2 separate regions of the Homo sapiens genome follow, and region 2 is linked to region 1. A link is an interaction called in ENCODE POLR2A ChIA-PET data of the cell type or tissue named here. Cell type or tissue: HepG2. All regions are shown on one strand. Links, peaks and the distances in the headings refer to the core of each region. The heading gives the core; the rest is flanking DNA.

Evidence for each region. ChIA-PET counts read pairs that join two places held together with the same protein. Peaks named below come from ENCODE experiments on the same cell type or tissue, not always from the same donor. Only the 100,000 strongest peaks of a DNase experiment are listed, where the experiment ranks them.
Region 2: POLR2A ChIA-PET joins it to region 1 with 15 read pairs; 4 of 35 experiments call an interaction of 5 or more read pairs at or near these places.

The regions. Positions count from the first base shown.
Region 1 is chr3:115,787,989-115,796,704 of GRCh38, reverse strand. LOC124909412 (a long non-coding RNA gene) reads left to right here and starts at 4,202. Exons shown (of 2, transcript XR_007096012.1): 1 at 4,202-4,405; 2 at 7,842-8,071. LOC124906269 (a long non-coding RNA gene) reads right to left here and starts at 5,604. Exons shown (of 3, transcript XR_007096010.1): 1 at 5,547-5,604. RefSeq lists enhancers at 280-1,218, 1,358-1,859, 2,021-2,545, 2,546-3,071, 3,072-3,597 and 1 more. In HepG2, for the core only: no CTCF peak of the experiment used is centred there; DNase peaks (open chromatin) are centred at 4,154, 5,304, 5,744 and 7,574; H3K4me3 peaks cover 2,683 bases.
Region 2 is chr3:115,838,434-115,847,149 of GRCh38, reverse strand. It overlaps LSAMP (limbic system associated membrane protein), which reads left to right. Exons shown (of 7, transcript NM_002338.5): 5 at 4,572-4,692; 6 at 5,157-5,305. All of the region lies in intron 1 of LOC124906269 (a long non-coding RNA gene), which reads right to left. LOC124909413 (a long non-coding RNA gene) reads right to left here and starts at 4,578. Exons shown (of 2, transcript XR_007096013.1): 1 at 4,031-4,578; 2 at 1-318. In HepG2, for the core only: no CTCF peak of the experiment used is centred there; a DNase peak (open chromatin) is centred at 3,699.

The sequences.
Region 1 (8,716 bases), core at 527-8,526:
GGTAACTCTCACAGTGGAAGGTAAGCCCGTCCCCTTCTTAATCAATACGGAGGCTACCCACTCCACATTACCTTCTTTACAAGGGCCTGTTTCTCTTGCCTCCATAACTGTTGTGGGTATTGATGGCCAGGCTTCTAAACCTCTTAAAACTCCCCAACTCTGGTGCCAACTTAGAAAATACTCTTTTAAGCACTCCTTTTTAGTTATCCCCACCTGCCCAGTTCCCTTATTAGGCTGAGACGCTTTAACTAAATTATCTGCTTCCCTGACTATTCCTGGACTACAGCTATATCTCATTGCTGCCCTTCTTCCCAATCCAAAGCCTCCTTTGCGTCCTCCTCTTGTATCCCCCCCACCTTAACCCACAAGTATAAGATACCTCTACTCCCTCCTTGGCGACCCATCATGCACCCCTTACCATCTCATTAAAACCTAATCACCCTTACCCCACTCAACGCCAATATCCCATCCCGCAGCACGCTTTAAAAAGATTAAAGCCTGTTATCACTCACCTGCTATAGCATGGCCTTTTAAACCCTATAAACTCTCCTTACAATTCCCCCATTTTACCTGTCCTAAAACCAGACAAGCCTTACAAGTTAGTTCAGGATCTGCGCCTTATCAGCCAAATTGTTTTGCCTATCCACCCCATGCTGCCAAACCCATATACTCTCCTATCCTCAATACCTGCCTCTACAACCCATTATTCTGTTCTGGATCTCAAACATGCTTTCTTTACTATTCCTTTGCACCCTTAATCCCAGCCTCTCTTCGCTTTCACTTGGACTGACCCTGACACCCATCAGGCTCAGCAAATTACCTAGGCTGTACTGCCGCAAAGCTTCACAGACAGCCCCCATTACTTCAATCAAGCCCAAATTTCTTCCTCATCTGTTACCTATCTCGGCATAATTCTCATAAAAACACACGTGCTCTCCCTGCCAATCGTGTCCAACTGATCTCTCAAACCCCAGCACCTTCTACAAAACAACTCCTTTCCTTCCTAGCCATGGTTAGTGTGGTCAGAATTCTTACACAAGAGCCAGGACCGCACCCTGTAGCCTTTCTGTCCAAACAACTTGACCTTACTGTTTTAGCCTAGGCCTCATGTCTGTGTGCAGCGGCTGCCGCTGCTTTAATACTTTTAGAGGCCCTCAAAATCACAAACTATGCTCAACTCACTCTCTACAGTTCTCATAACTTCCAAAATCTAATTTCTTCCTCATACCTGACGCATATACTTTCTGCTTCCCGGATCCTTCAGCTACACTCACTCTTTGTTGAGTCTCCCACAATTAACATTGTTCCTGGCCCGGACTTCAATCTGGCCTCCCACATTATTCCTGATACCACACCTGACCCCCATGACTGTATCTCTCTGATCCACCTGACATTCACCCCATTTCCCCAAATTTCCTTCTTTCCTGTTCCTCACCCTGATCACGCTTGATTTATTGATGGTGGTTCCACCAGGCCTAATCGCCACACACCAGCAAAGGCAGGTTATGCTATAGTACAAGCCACTAGCCCGCCTCTTAGAACCTCTCATTTCCTTTCCATCATGGAAATCTAACCTCAAGGAAATAACTTCTCAGTGTTCCACCTGCTGTTCTACTAATCCTCAGGGATTACTCAAGCCCCCTCCCTTCCTTACACATCAAGCTCGAGGATTTGCCCCCACCTAGGACTGGCAAATTAGCTTTACTCAACATGCCCGAGTCAGGAAACTAAAATACCTCTTAGTCTAAATAAACACTTTCACTGAATAAGTAAAGGCCTTTCCTACAGGGTCTGAGAAGGCCACCGCAGTCATTTATTCCCTTCTGTCAGACATAATTCCTCAGTTTAGCCTTCCCACCTCTATAAAGTCTGATAACAGACCAGCCTTTATTAGTCAAATCAGCCAAGCAGGTTTTCAGGCTGTTAGTATTCAGTGAAACCTTTATATCCCTTACGGTCCTCCGTCTTCAAGAAAAGCAGAACGGACTAAAGGTCTTTTAAAAATACACCTCACCAAGCTCAGCCACCAACTTAAAAAGGACTGGACAATACTTTTACCACTTTCCCTTCTCAGAATTCAGGCCTGTCCTCGGAATGCTACAAGGTACAGCCCATTTAAGCTCCCGTATAGATGCTCCTTTTTATTAGGCCCCAGTCTCATTCCAGACACCAGACCAACTTAGACTGTGCCCCAAAAAAACTTGTCATCCCTACTATCTTCTGTCTAGTCATACTCCTATTCACCGTTCTCAACTACTCATACATGCCCTGCTCTTGTTTACACTGCTGGTTTACACTGTTTTTCCAAGCCATCACAGCTGATATCTCCTGGTGCTATCCCCAAACTGCCACTCTTAACTCTTGAAGTAAATAAATAATCTTTGCTGGCAGGACTATGCTGAATCTCCTTAGGCACTCTCTAATCAGATATCCTGAGTCGTCCCAATTCTTAGACCTTTTATACCTGCTTTTTTCCTTCTGTTATTCCATTTAGTTTCTCAATTCATCCAAAACCGTATCCAGGCCATCACCAATCATTCTATACGACAAATGTTTCTTCTAACATCCCCACAATACCACCCCTTACCACAAGACCTCCCTTCAGCTTAATCTCTCCCACTCTAGGTTCCCACGCCACCCCTAATCCCGCTCGAAGCAGCCCTGAGAAACATCGCCCATTCTCTCTCCATACCACCCCCCAAAAAATTTCGCTGCCCCAACACTTCAACACTATTTTGTATTATTTTTCTTATTAATATAAGAAGGCAGGAATGTCAGGCCTCTGAGCCCAAGCCAAACCATCGCATCCCCTGTGACTTGCACGTATAGGCCCAGATGGCCTGAAGTAACTGAAGAATCACAAAAGAAGTGAATATGCTCTGCCCCACCTTAACTGATGACATTCCACCACAAAAGAAGTGTAAATGGCTGGTCCTTGCCTTAAGTGATGACATTACCTTGTGAAAGTCCTTTTCCTGGCTCATCCTGGCTCAAAAACACCCCCACTGAGCACCTTGCGACCCCCACTCATGCCCACCAGAAAACAAACCCCCTTTGACTGTAATTTTCCTTTACCTACCCAAATCCTATAAAACGGCCCCACCCTTATCTCCCTTCGCTGACTCTCTTTTCGGACTCAGCCCGCCTGCACCCAGGTGAAATAAACAGCCATGTTGCTCACACAAAGCCTGTTTGGTGGTCTCTTCACACGGACGCGCATGAAACCTATAAGCCCAAGACTGAAGTCTTACTGGTTGTTGCTATGAAGAGGAAATGAATTTCTCTTCACTTTCCTTTTTAAATTATTCTCTACTCTTCTCCAGACTGGCTACTGGCCAATTGGGATATCCTTTTATCAGTCAAAGCTATGTCCTGGTCAATGGATTTCAAACTGTTGAGGATCTATGGTGAGCACTGGGGACTGTGTCTGAGAACGTTCATTGAGGGACATCTTCTAACTCACCTTTTACAAACCCAACCATTCTCAGGTGCTACCAGAGAATGTAAGGTGCTGCTGATTTGCCACGTGCTTTTAAAACAAGGAAGGTTATTATTAACTCACACGATCACAAGGTCCCACAACAGGCCAACTGCAGGCTGAGGAGCAAGGAGAGCCAGTCCAAGTTCCAAAACTGAAGAACTTGGAGTCTGATGTTCAAGGTCAGGAAGCATCCAGCATGAGAGAAAGAGGTAGGCTGGGAGGCTAGGCCAGTCTCTCTTTTCACATTTTTCTGCCTGCTTATATTCTAGCTGCACTGGTAGCTGATTAGATTGTGCCCACTCAGATAAAGGGTGGGTCTGCCTTTCCCAGCCCACTGACTCACATGTTAATCTCCTTTGGCAACACCCTCACAGACACACCCAGATCAATATTCTGTATCTTTCAATCCAATCAAGTTGACACTCAGTATTAACCATCACAGGAAGTATACAAATTTGACTTAGCCTTGTTATCTTTACTTACTATCTTTATCGTTTTACCTGCTCACCCTGCCCCTGCCTGGTTTCCTAGGTCAAATTAGGAATTAATCTTACAGCAAAGACCCCCTATTTCAAAAACAGACAAACAAAAAACCTCTGTCTCAGTTTCTGCCTGCCCAAAAGAGATGTTTCTACTAGTCAGAACAAACATCAGAGATGGACTTTGATCAGAAACTCAGGAAGTGGGAGAGGATGCAGGTCAGGTTAAGAGAAATAGTGCAGTTCCAACCCTGGGCAGCCCTAAGTAAGAGTCATCAGAAGCTTCCAGGCAATTGTCACTGAAAAATAAGTGCTATAGCACTACCTCAGCTGCTGCAACCACAGACCTCATTCAGAAATCTTTATTGTATTAACCCTTGTGTGTCCGGAATTGGTGGGTTCTTGGTCTCACTGACTTCAAGAATGAAGCCTGGGACACTCACGGGTGAGTGTTACAGCTCTTAAGGTGGTGCGTCTGGAGTTTGTTTCTTCTGATGTTCGGATGTGTTCTGAGTTTCTTTCTGGTGGGTTCGTGGTCTCGCTGGCTCAGGAGTGAAGCTGCAGACCTTCGCGGTGAGTGTTACAGCTCTTAAGGCGGCGCGTCTGGAGTTGTTCCTTCCTCCCGGTGGGCTCGTGGTCTCGCTGGCTTCGGGAGTGAAGCTGCAGACCTTCGAGTGAGTGTTGCAGACCTTCGAGTGAGTGTTACAGCTCTTAAGGTGGCGCGTCTGGAGTTGTTCGTTCCTCCCGGTGGGCTCGTGGTCTCGCTGGCTTCAGCAGTGAAGCTGCAGACCTTCGCGGTGTTACAGCTCATAAAAGCAAAAAGATGGGACTGGGGCACCTTGGAGCAGGGGGCGGCGCTCATCGGGGAGGCTCGGGACGCACAGGAGCCCACGGAGGGGGTGGGAGGCTCAGGCATGGCGGGCTGCAGGTCCAGAGACCTGCCCCGCGGGAAGGCAGCTAAGGCCCGGCGAGAAATCGAGCGCAGCGCCGGTGGGCTGGCACTGCTGGGGGACCCAGTACACCCTCCGCAACTGCTGGCCCGGGTGCTAAGCCCCTCATTTCCCGGGGCTGGCAGGGCCGGCCGGCTGCTCCGAGTGCGGGGTCCGCCAAGCCCACGCCCACCCGGAACTCCAGCTGGCCCGCAAGCGCCGGGCGCAGCCGGGGTTCCAGCTCGCGCCTCTCCCTCCACACCTCCCTGCAAGCAGAGGGAGCCGGCTCCGGCCTTGGCCAGCCCAGAAAGGGGCTCCCACAGTGCAGCATGGGCTGAAGGGCTCCACAAGTGCTGCCAAAGTGGGAGCCCGGGCAGAGGAGGAGCAGAGAGCGAGCGAGGGCTGTGAGGACTGACAGCACGCTGTCACCTCTCACTTGGACTTTAAGTCCTTGGACTATGAACATTCCTATTTTCTGTCTCTTAGACAATTAACTCAACCTGCACTTACTATTCTTAATATATAAACCCCAGGCTCTATATTAACAATCATGAGATTACAGAGCCTTCAAGCAGCATTGATTTACCCAGATATATTAATATTTGGGCCAATTCTCAAAGAAAAACAAACATATTTTCCAGAATCAAGACAACTCACCAGAAAAAGGACTGAGAACTCCTTCTGGATGAAGATACTTCCTAGGTGCAAGAGAGTTGAGTTGTACGTTTGAAAAAGCTCATTATAACCATGCTCCCCAGGTCTAGACAGCCCCTCTTCACTTAGCCCTTCCCCACCAGCTACACTGCCCTGAACCTACCAGGCCTGATGAGTCATGTAGCCCAGCCAAGAAGTGAGTCAAGGGGAGACATGAGTCATAGACATTCAATACACATGGCACTCCCAAGACACAAAGACTTTTCTACGTAAACCTCACTCTCACTGCATATCCATGTTCTAAGACTTGGAGAATCTGTCTCAGGGTACAACCGGTGACACAATGTGGAAGGACACTGAGCTCTTGCTATGCATCTATTACTTCTTTGTTTCACAAACTCCATTTTCCAGCGATAAAGCCTAAACCAGCCTTCTTATTGTTGTTCTGAAAAGATAAAGTATTTATTCTTAAATATCAACATCCTGGTATTTTTTTCCTTTTCAGTCTTAATTTGCGATAGTATAATGATACTTTCAGGAAGACAAAATATTTGTTTACCAACTAGTTGGACTGTCAAGGATCCTACTTACCCAATTCTGTCTTATACCCTAAATGAATATTTAAAAGAAATGACAAATGAGAACAAAAGAGAGTTAGTCTCCAAGTACGGTTGGTGTTAATAATACAGGCATGCGGCCTCAGGGCTGCTGTGAACAGAAACTGTATCGGCCTTCTCTGTTTAAAACAACATACACAGGCAATAAGTTTCTTACCTTCCCAAAGTCCTTTCGAAAATAAAAAGTAATAGAGCCAGAAGTTAAAAAAAAAATCTTGGTGGTTATAATCACTGTTTTCATTAACATTTTAAATGGTTATTCTTAATGATTCATTTAACTAAAGCTAGCTTATCCATGGGAAGAGAATATAGCCATTAAGATCGGCATCTGTTGCACAAACTGAGGCTTCGCATTCAGTGATGCATGATTATAACACCAAGAATATTACATGCTAACAGCAGACTCATTAGCATTAATTGCTGCATTTAGTCCCACTTAAAACCTCCTATATCTGTAACATTTGCTAAATATATCATTCTTTCTGAAGTAAAGACACCCTACAATACTATTACCTAAGTAACAATGGAACTGATTTGAGATGGGCATGTGTATTGTAGTGAGGACAAGAAAAGAAAGTAATGCTGATAACCCTGGACAAACAATTTGATGCTAGAAAGCTGCCACTTGTTGACATGGTGCAAAACTCAACTTGGAAAGGGAAGGTCATTGAGAAGTGTGTGGCAGCTACAGATACAAGGCTGCTTCACAATAGTTAACAGGTTTTTCTACGTGAATAATGGAACAGACCCTGGAGAGGTGTGAAAACACAGATGCCTGGGCTGTGCATTCAACTCACTTGGTCATTCTGAAATCTTCATGAAGGAACTGCTGGGCGCCAGGCACCATGCCAGTTCACTTGCTCCCTGAGGGCCAGCGCCTGTCTTTATGGAGCTTATGTCTGGCTAGGAAGGCAAATATTTAATGAAGATTTATAAGTCAATCTTTTCATGATACAAATAAAGTACTTTAATGACCCTTTCACTGTCCTGCCATTTTGTCAAACATATTATGCCTGGAGCTGGGTCTAGGTGGAACTGGGGTCACTAAAACACGGGACTCTGAACACCCTCTATGAATCAATAGGGTAGCTTCTCAGAACCCTTTACCATGGGTGATGTCCCAATCCCTCCTTTTCCTTTAAGCTATTTGATTCTGAACTGTACTTCCTGCTAATCTCTGAACATCTCTCTCTCTCTCTCACACACACATGCACGCAAACACGCACACACACACACACACACATTGGCTTTAGACTCCACACTGTCCTCCATCATTATTCCCCCTGGAATTCTCCCCACTTAGTAACTGTCACTAAAAAACAAATGAGTTTAGCGTTTCAGCTACTCTCTTGTCAACACACAGCCCATTTACTCATTCATTACCCAAATATTTGTGGGTTCTTATTATTTGGCTGGCACTGAGCTAGGGGCTGGGACACTATGGTGATTGAAGGTGAATACTGTTTTTGTCTTCATTGCTACCAGCTTACTCAGACTTCAGGTTGAGAAGAATGTGTTTGAAAATGTGTAAGTGAGATGAAATTATGCCAACAAGTCAGCATTGCATATTGAAAGAAATGACTAAGACTCGAGTATGTGGTATATCAAGGGATTGCTTTAATGGAAAGGAGATGATAGATCTGCAAAGGAAAGTATATGAATGCTTTTTCTATCTTCACAGAAGGCTAAAGCTCTATAACCATTGAAAGCTGGCTGGGGGAAAAGAAGAAGAGGCAAAAAGATCAACTGAAGAATAAACTGCTGTCATTGGCACAAAAGAATACCACAAAGATTATTTACAAAACTCGAATCAGGAGTAGAACAGACCTCCATGTGGAAGTTCAATTATGCTAAGAGGAAAGAGGAAAGGGGAAGAGTTTACAGAAATAAATTAATGATGATGATAAACTATTTTCAAGCCCTTACATTTTTTTTTTTTATGGAGTTTCGCTCTGTCACCCATGCTGGAGTGCAATGGCATGATCTCAGCTCTCTGCAATCTCCACCTCCCTGATTCAAGCAATTCTCCTGCCACAGCCTCCCGAGCAGCTGGGATTACAGGCATGTGCCACCACGCCTGGCTAATTTTGTATTTTTAGTACAGACGGTGTTTTGCCATGTTGGTCAGGCTGGTCTCGAACTCCTGACCTCAGGTGATCCACCTGCCTTGGCCTCCCAAAGTGCTGAGATTACAGGTGTGAGCCACCGTGCAGGGCCCAAGCCCTCTCATTTTATATGTATTATTTTCCTTAATCTTCATATGAATTCTGTTTGTTGTTTATATTATTAGTCCTATTTTACATAAAAGAAAATGGATCTTTTAAAATTAATTACTCTAGGAAGTGCTATGGTTCGAATCTATTCCCCCAAAGGCACGTGTTGGAAACTTAATCCCCAAAGTAACAGTGTTGGGAGGTGGGGCCTAATGAGAAGTGATTAGGTCATGAGGGTGAATGGATTAGTGCAGTTTTCATGGAGAGGGTTGGTTATAAAAGGAGGATGATGCAGCAAGAAGGCCCTTGCCAGGTGCAGCTCCTCAGTCTTGGACTTCCCAGC
Region 2 (8,716 bases), core at 146-8,145, 51 kb before region 1:
CAAACCCAGGTCTAACTCCAAAGTCCTTTCTTTATCCATGATACCAAGTGAATAATAATACTATAAAATAATATGTGCAATCACTTTAGGCGTTAAAAGTGCTCTCATATTACTGATTTCATTTGATCTTTACTTCAAACCTGTGAGATAGACAGGCAGGCATCATTGTCTATATTCCTAGGTGAGGGGCTGCAAGGGAGCATTGTGTCCCATGGTAACAATCCAAGTGGCAATAGCAGAGATTGAGTCTGCATTTCCTGATTCCTAATACAGGTTTATATCCACTGTGTCGCCGCATGTTGTGCCATTGTTTGTACCCTGTAAATAATAGAAATATGCAACATTTACCTTTCCATCTACCAGCATGCTCCCTCCCCTGAATGGTATTTTTTCCTATTAGCAATTCATTGTTCTCCAAAAGAATTCATTCAAATAGACATACCAGAGCAGAGAGGTTCAGAGCATGAGTTTCAGAGCATGATAAACCTGGGGTTAAATCCATGGTCTGTCAAGTACTGACCATGTGAATTTGGACAACTTACTAACCCTCTATAAACTTGTCTTCTCTTTCATAAAATGGGGTTAATCATATTTACTTCCTAGGGCTAATTATTTGGATAAAGAGGATATCTAAAACCTATTAGAGTGCCGACATGCAGTAAATGACTATACATTAAATTTTCTATTCAGAATATTATTCTTTTATACTAATATTCCCAATATTAGTAAGATTAAATGAATGATATTTTATTTCCTAGTCCTCTGTTTTGTTACCCTATTTATTCTGATTGAAAGAGTCTTGTTATTGGTGATGTCAGAAGAAGAAAGGCCCTATTAATATTTTCAGAACGTGGAATTTTGAATTAATATAAACTGGAAGAGTCCTTTGACAATTGTAAGCTATTCCAAAGTCACATAAAGAATAACAATGGACCTCTCTGTGCAGCATTTTTATGATGCCACATTTTTATTATAACCATATTTTGAATAAGGACATCTATTATTTTAACTACACAAAGCATGCTGCAGTATGATTTGTAATAGTCTTTCTTAGCCTCACCTATGCAGAATTCATTACAAATGAATTTTGAAATGTTCATTTCAATAAGCCATGAAAAAATAAACTTGCACCATGGTGTCATTTGAAAAATATTAGAAACAATGAGCTCTTTGTATATTTATCAGTATTCATATATTTACCCTGGTACAAGAAAATTCCTAAGTTTTCAAAGAGAGAAGCAAGTAGTTGGTCTTTGTAACTGACTAGATTAATGCACTTGTAAGTGCTCAATCCTAGTTTGCTGCCAGCTTCCCCATGCTGGGGTCTCTGAGGGGCTAATAAATAGCTTGCTGCTTAGTAATTCAGGTTCCAAACAAATTGAGAAGTAAGGAAAAGAGTGGTCAGGGAGACCTAAATGTTCCCATTTTTAGAGATCAAGGTGGCTAGAGATAGTAGCTTAGTGTGGCCGACTTACCTCCCCAGTCATGCATGGCAACCCTGGGGTGGGACGGGCCTGCCCACATGAAAGCAGAAAGGAGAGAGCCCAAATAAGCCTTCTGACATGGAGAAAAGAGGAGAACCTCTGCTACCGGCCAGAAGCTTGGTCCCAAAAGGAAGAAAGGAAAGATATGAGCCAAACAGGCCCAGTTTCTTCTTCCCAAATTTTTCAATCAGAAAAATCATTTATTTCCTTCCCCGGGTCCCAAAGTGGTAGGGGACCAAGGGTAAATAGTCACTATTTGGCAGTTATAACCATGTGGCTCCAGAAACTCACAAACAGTAGTTAAAATTTATTTTACAAATTGGGAAATTGAACAAACAAAATTCATAAGCAAAATTATCTTCAGCCAACATCAATGGGCCAATGTGCTACAGATTATGGAGTCACTGGCAGCTTAAGAACACAATACAGTGAGAAGAAATGAGGACTGGAAACTAATATTTATTGAGTATTCTACTGCTGGTCGTCTTACTTCTTTACTTATGAATCTTATCTCAGTGGATGGCATTACCCAGATGCCCAAGCCAGAAATCACAGTGTTACCTTTTCAACACTCCTTCTTTTCCTCACCCTTATGAAATCCATTTCTAGTCTCATCAGTTCTGAAGCCTAATATCTCTCAGCCTTCAAATGCACTTCCCTGCCTTGGGTTCCAACATTTTTTTATTTTTGAGACAGGGTCTTGCTGTGTTGCCCAGGCTGGAGTGCAGTGGCTCGATCTCGGCTCACTGCAACCTCCATCTCCTGGGTTCAGGCAATTCTTGTGCCGCAGGTTCCCGAGTAGCTGGGACTACAGGTACACACCACCACACCCGGCTAGTTTTTTGTATTTTAGTAGAGATGGGGTTTTGCTGTGTTGGCCAGGCTGGTCTCAAACTCCTGACCTCAAGTGATCCACCCACTTGGGCCTCCCAAAGTGCTAGGATTAGAGGCATGAGCCATCATGCCCAGCCCCAACATTTTATAGATAAGGAAATGGAAGCAATGTGACTATTGGCAAAGTATTAAACTCTCAAACGAGGAAGGACAATGAGGAACAGAGCCTGGATTTGAGCTCATGTCTGCCAAATTTTAAATCCAAGCCCAGAACCTCTATTCTGTGTCCCATCCCTTTATTAATATCTCCCCCACAGCACCACTATTACCAACTATTGCATTATCCTTTGAACTGATGTGCTCTAATGATCTATATAACCAATTTTAGAAGCTAGCTTCTTTTTTAAAAAGATAAAAAAGAAAAAGGCTCAAACTGGTACAGATGTTTTCCCAGACCACAGCTCTGGTTAGAAGTAGAGTCAAAATCAGACCTCAAATTTCCTCTTCTTGACTGCTAATCCTGGTTCTTAAGCCATGGAATAGATAAATGAGTTATAATTTGGAAAGTTAGCAATTTAAGAGTTAAATTAGTTAAGGGTTTGAAAATACACTTGGATCATAATTATGCCAACCACTCATTTGAAAAGAATGAGCAGTTTTAACTAGAATTGGGATAGTTTACAGTTGGAAAGGATGCTATAAATCATTAAAATAGGATTCCCTCATTTTATAGGTAATAAAACCAAGGCCCAGAAAGAAAACGTATGATGAGAAGTCCAAACAGCCAAACTCAAACTAAGTCCCAGGACTCCTAGTTTCCAATCCAGGGTTCGTTTTATGACAGCATCTTCCCATTTAGTGCTTATACGGAAATAAGGCAGTAAGTCTAAAGCAAAACAACAATACCAACAGCAGTACAACAACAAAACTCCATTTAGCACGCCTGTTTACATACAAGTGTTTATTCAAATGTGCTGTAACTCTGACAGTGATTTAAAAATGTCTAAGCTTATGGGAAGATAAAATCAGGAAGGAAATTGCAGACAAATCAGATGCTTTCTCGTACATTCTTTTAAACTCAGAGAATTGCAGTCTTCTATAGGTAGAAAACTTAGGCAATAGTTTTTTAATACAAAAAAAAAATATCAGAAACAAGGAATATAGACCAGGTGCTGAAGGGCAGGGTTTAAATGAATTTACCCACTAACGTTCACTTTACTAATTTTCCTAAATGAGCTTTTTCCTCTACAGAGTCTAAACAGAGTGTCTGGGTCTGTTTTCCCCATGTGTACATAGCCAAGTTGCCATTTTCTGGCAAACAACCTTTGGACAGGAAAGGCCTTCTCTCCTTGAAGGCCCATAACCTGCACAAACACAGCATCATCCAGTTCAGGAGCTTGAGTCTATAATCCTAACAAAGTCAAGTGGACATGCAAACACTCTTTCCATCCTCATATGAATGTTTGAATGAGTCATGGAAAATTAGAGCGTCAAATGTGTTTCCCAGCTGATTTCAAGCCTGTGATAGTTTTGTAGGCCCATTCCTGGGCATAAAAATCAAGGGCCCAACTGCCAGAGAGAATAGAAGGCTGATATACCAGTAAGTCTTCTATGCACCAGGATAGACTTTAAACCGTACCCCCACACATAAAAGCTAAATTTACCTGGGTTGTGGTGATAAGGGAACACATAAAATAAAAGAAGGTAGTCACCTAATCCTAGTTTTGTTTGTTTGTTTGTTTCTGAATCCTGCAACAATATCAGACCAAACTTGGGTTGGAAAGGCTTTAGCTGGCTATTATTTTCATCAGACTCCTCAAGGCCATCTCAAACTATAATGACAAGAAGAAAAAGAAAAATGGTCAAATTATATGTTGAGATTCCTAAATCCTTTGGTATCATTGCTTCATTTATAAAAAGAAAAAACTATACAAATATTTATAATCTGTAATTGTAATACCATGACCTACTGGAGGAGGGATAAAGAAATTCTAGATTCCATTTCCATAAAACCCTGCTAAGTGTCTCATTTAAGTAAACCAAGTCTATGTTTTCATTAATTATCTCTTATTTTTATTTACTTTTTTGGTGATCAACCCCATTGAGCTGATCACATAATTCATACAAATGGAGCTTTAAGATGGCTCCCTTCCTGCCTCTCTCTAATCAGATTGTCCTTCTTCATTCCTTCCTGAATAGAAATTCTAAGCACCCCGACCCTCATGTAAACTTGTGTGCCTGTCCTTCCTACAGATCCTCCCACTATCACAGAATCCAAGAGCAATGAAGCCACCACAGGACGACAAGCTTCACTCAAATGTGAGGCCTCGGCAGTGCCTGCACCTGACTTTGAGTGGTACCGGGATGACACTAGGTATGTGCCAAACCTACCATCCCCCATGACTCCACTGCATGGGCCTGGGGACACCAGAATCCCCACAACAAAGCCAAAGCCAAGCCAGTTGTAATTATGTAGAACTATATTCTCACACTCTTCCTTTTTAGTATCTCTTATCAAATTCTTTGGGGCCTGTAGCTCTTAAGCTGAAGCCCAAAAGCAGTCAGGTAAAATATAAAAACGGTTCAATGGGTAGCTTTCACCTGCATGTCTTTCTTGCCTATAACAGAAACTCAAACCCATTCCCTAGTTTTCTCTGTTGATGGACATTGATTCTGATAATATGGCATTGCACAGTTAAAATAGGAATTGGGCATGGAACAACAAACTCTAGCTACTTCCTTTCTCTCCTTTTCCTCCAGTGTCAGGATGGGGAAAGAATTCCTAAGCTAAAATCTTCACCAGTGATCCTTTCTATTCTTCTGTTTTTGAACTCTTAGGATAAATAGTGCCAATGGCCTTGAGATTAAGAGCACGGAGGGCCAGTCTTCCCTGACGGTGACCAACGTCACTGAGGAGCACTACGGCAACTACACCTGTGTGGCTGCCAACAAGCTGGGGGTCACCAATGCCAGCCTAGTCCTTTTCAGTAAGTATGCCAAAGCAGGGCCCAACTTGATGGAATTAAATTGACTTTTCACATGAAAAACGTGAAAACCATTCCCTTAGCTATTAAAAGTTCACTTAAAAACAAATAAGGATATATGCACTGAAACAAAAATACAGGGTTCTCAACTCCTGTGCATAGCAGAGATTTATAAATGGAACAACTTCTCTCTATAGTCTTTCTTACTTCTGATAACTGCCTTGTTGTTTGTTTTTCTTCGTTTTTGTTTTTTGTTTTTTCCTGGTTAGTTAAATGAAATAATATGCAGAGAACACAAGTCTCTTTGGCAGTGGTCCTTTAAGAAGCAGAGGTGATGTAAAAGCCTGGAAATGGATAACAGTGTTTTTTGTTTTTTGTTTTGAAGGCAGTGATAAGAGTGATTGAGGAAGAAATATTCAGTGAGAATAGATAAGGTGCTGAGAGAAGGGAGAGGCTGGAAAAAGAAAGTATATTTTTAACAACACAAGAGGAAGGGTGGAATAAATGATAAAAACATAATGTAAAATCTAAAGGAGGAAAAATGGTTGCAGAAAGCTTTCTGTATGACAGTAAGAGACATTACTTTTCTGATATATTTTTGGAACAGAGATGGAATGGTAGGAAAGAGGAACATTTCTGAAGACCAGAGAAGATCCTGAAAGTAGAACAAGGGGAGAATGGTCATTCTAAAGACACTGATGTTAATAGGAGACCCCATCTTGGAGTCCTGCTCTTTAGCAGCAAGTTAGAGTCAAGTCTCTAACACCCTGCCTTGTTGGGCAGGTGACTATGAGCACAGAAGCAGATGCCGATGCCCTCTGAGAAACAGAAGGATGCTAAATGGAGTCACAGGAAAATGATAACATCTGGAATAGAGACACATTTGTCAGAATAAGCAAAACAAACCGAAAAGTTAGCCCATGCTGAATCAGAAAGTTCATTTGGACTAAAGGGAAAAGTCTAAAAAAAGTACTGTTATTATTTTGGAATAACAAACCACTAAGTTTTTTTTTTCTGCACAGATTCTATTGGAAAAACTGGAAATACTATGACCAGAAGAAATGTTTCTATCTTGCTATATTCCATTTAGATGAGCCTTCAAGAAAAAAATATTTTTAGAAAAAAAATCAATTTAAGTGAGAGTTCTCTTGAAATGTAGTGTTAAAGCCATTTTAAAACTCTTTAAGATCCAACTCCGTTTATAAAAACAACCACAAATGACTCTAACTTCGGCCTTTAGTTTCTCATTTGTAACTCTCATTGACTTCAGTCTGTGACAGTTTGATGAGATACAGTTATACAAATGCTGCCTCCATATGAAGTTTAAAATTCACAACATGTTTACTTGTCTCCAAAGACCAAACATAAGTATTCTTTGCCTCAACTAGAGACATCAATATCCCTAAGACGCTTGAGAATATACTTCTTAAGAACTGTAGTTACTTGATTCATTCCTAACATTAAGGATTCCATAAATGGCAGCGGGAGAGGGGGGGTGCGGGGGGAACCAGCCTCAACTGGGAATTTAAGATTTACCAAATCTGAGTTGACCTGGTTAAGCAGAACAACATTCACTTAAAAACTTAAAAAGAAGGTTGTATAGAGATTAGTAAAGAGAAGATAGAACAATTGGATGAGTTACAGAAAGCAAGCAATTACATATTTGCATTAAAGTATATTTTCTTTCTATTTAACCTAGACTAAGAACTATGCTAATGATATATTTCAAATAATAAATAAAATATCATCTATAGCCTGAGAGAGAGGAAAAAGAAAGAGGTTAGAAGGATGGAATACTTGAGGGAGAAGGGAAAGTGAGCATAGAGTTGGTCAAAGGCAATGAGATACTGCTCGTGGTCATGGAAGGTAACATCACGCCCTACAATACCAATGCCCTATAACAGAAGTCCATTTAAAGGACTTAACCCAGAAAAATTGAGAAATGTCAAGAATCTTACAGAGCTTCTGTTTGTATACTGAGAATCAGGGAATGATCAGACAAGTGTATCCTATCACACTGCCCTTTATGATTTAGTAGAAGTCACCCTCCATTATACATTTGAGGATTGTGTGGTGCAGTGATTAATGATGTACTTCCTGGTGGTCCCACATAGGCACTACCATAGTTGTGTCTTTGGCAGCATGCAGAGGCACCACATGCATCAGCATTTGGTTTAGAATAGATGTCCCACTTTTATGGGAAAGTTAGGAGGTATAACACTTACTGAAAAAATAGAATATGAAAGATCATTAAGCTTTGAGGCAAAAAGGAACTATTCAAATTGCAGAATATTGGTGAATCTATTGCACTATTTCTTAGATCCAAGGCCTAAGAACAAACATTTTGGGGGAGAAGCTCTCCTTCTGTTGTAGCAGGAATGACACTCCCTCCACCCATCCACCCACCCACCACCAGTTAGTTTTGGGAGGTCTATTGTTACAACCTGCATAGCTAGAACTTTATATTTCACAGAGTTCTAAAAGAAAAGAAAGGAAAAGAGAGGGAGGGAGATAAAAGCAAGGAAAAAAGGAAGGAAGGAAGGAAGGAAGGAAGGAAGGAAGGAAGGAAGGAAGGAAGGAAGGAAAGAAAGAAGGAAGGAAGGAAGGAAAGAAGGAAGGGAGGGAGGGAGGGAAGGAGGGAAAAGATAACAGTACACGTGTGGGTCAATTGTCTATTACTTACATTCAAATAAATGGGATTAATTGGAAAAGGAAGACACTGTGCAAGTGTCAGCAGAGGTAATTTTCCACAGAACAGAGTCAGGAGGGGAGAAATGCTTGGGGGCAGGTGTCTGTGGCCACGGCCCTGACGGAAGCACTGTGTGGGCAGCGGGGTGCTCTGCTGACCAAGCCAATCCAGAGAAGAACAGGCAGCTCGTGAGCCTCTGCCAGCCAGCGGCAGCAGCAGGTAGAGACCCAGAGCCAGAGCCCCTGAAGAGTTGGCGATTATTCATCTTCATTGGTGTGTCAGCGCATTTTCAGCCGTATCCACCACAGTGATGAGCTGACTTTTCACACAGTGTAAACTTGCAGTCACATGCATACATACACTTCCCCACTCTCTATTCAAATACTGATCTCCAGAGGGGTCAAAATCATGGAATGAGGGTGTAAGAATACATTGTATTCATAGTAAATTTTTCCTGAGCTGGTGGAAGCATTCCTTTCTCATTCATCTAGTTCTCCACACATTCTAGCACCGTGTTTGTCAAAGATCCACACTACCTCAGTCGGTATAACCAAGTAATGCCTTGTATATCTTTTTCTTCATCCTTGGGCTAAGCATTACCTTATATTAAAGTTTTGAATACATTAATCCAATGGCACAATGTATGGCCAAGGATTCAGCTCCCTAGTCTTTCTCAGACGGGGATATGCATGACATAGATGAAAACTTGGACTTCGAGTGATACC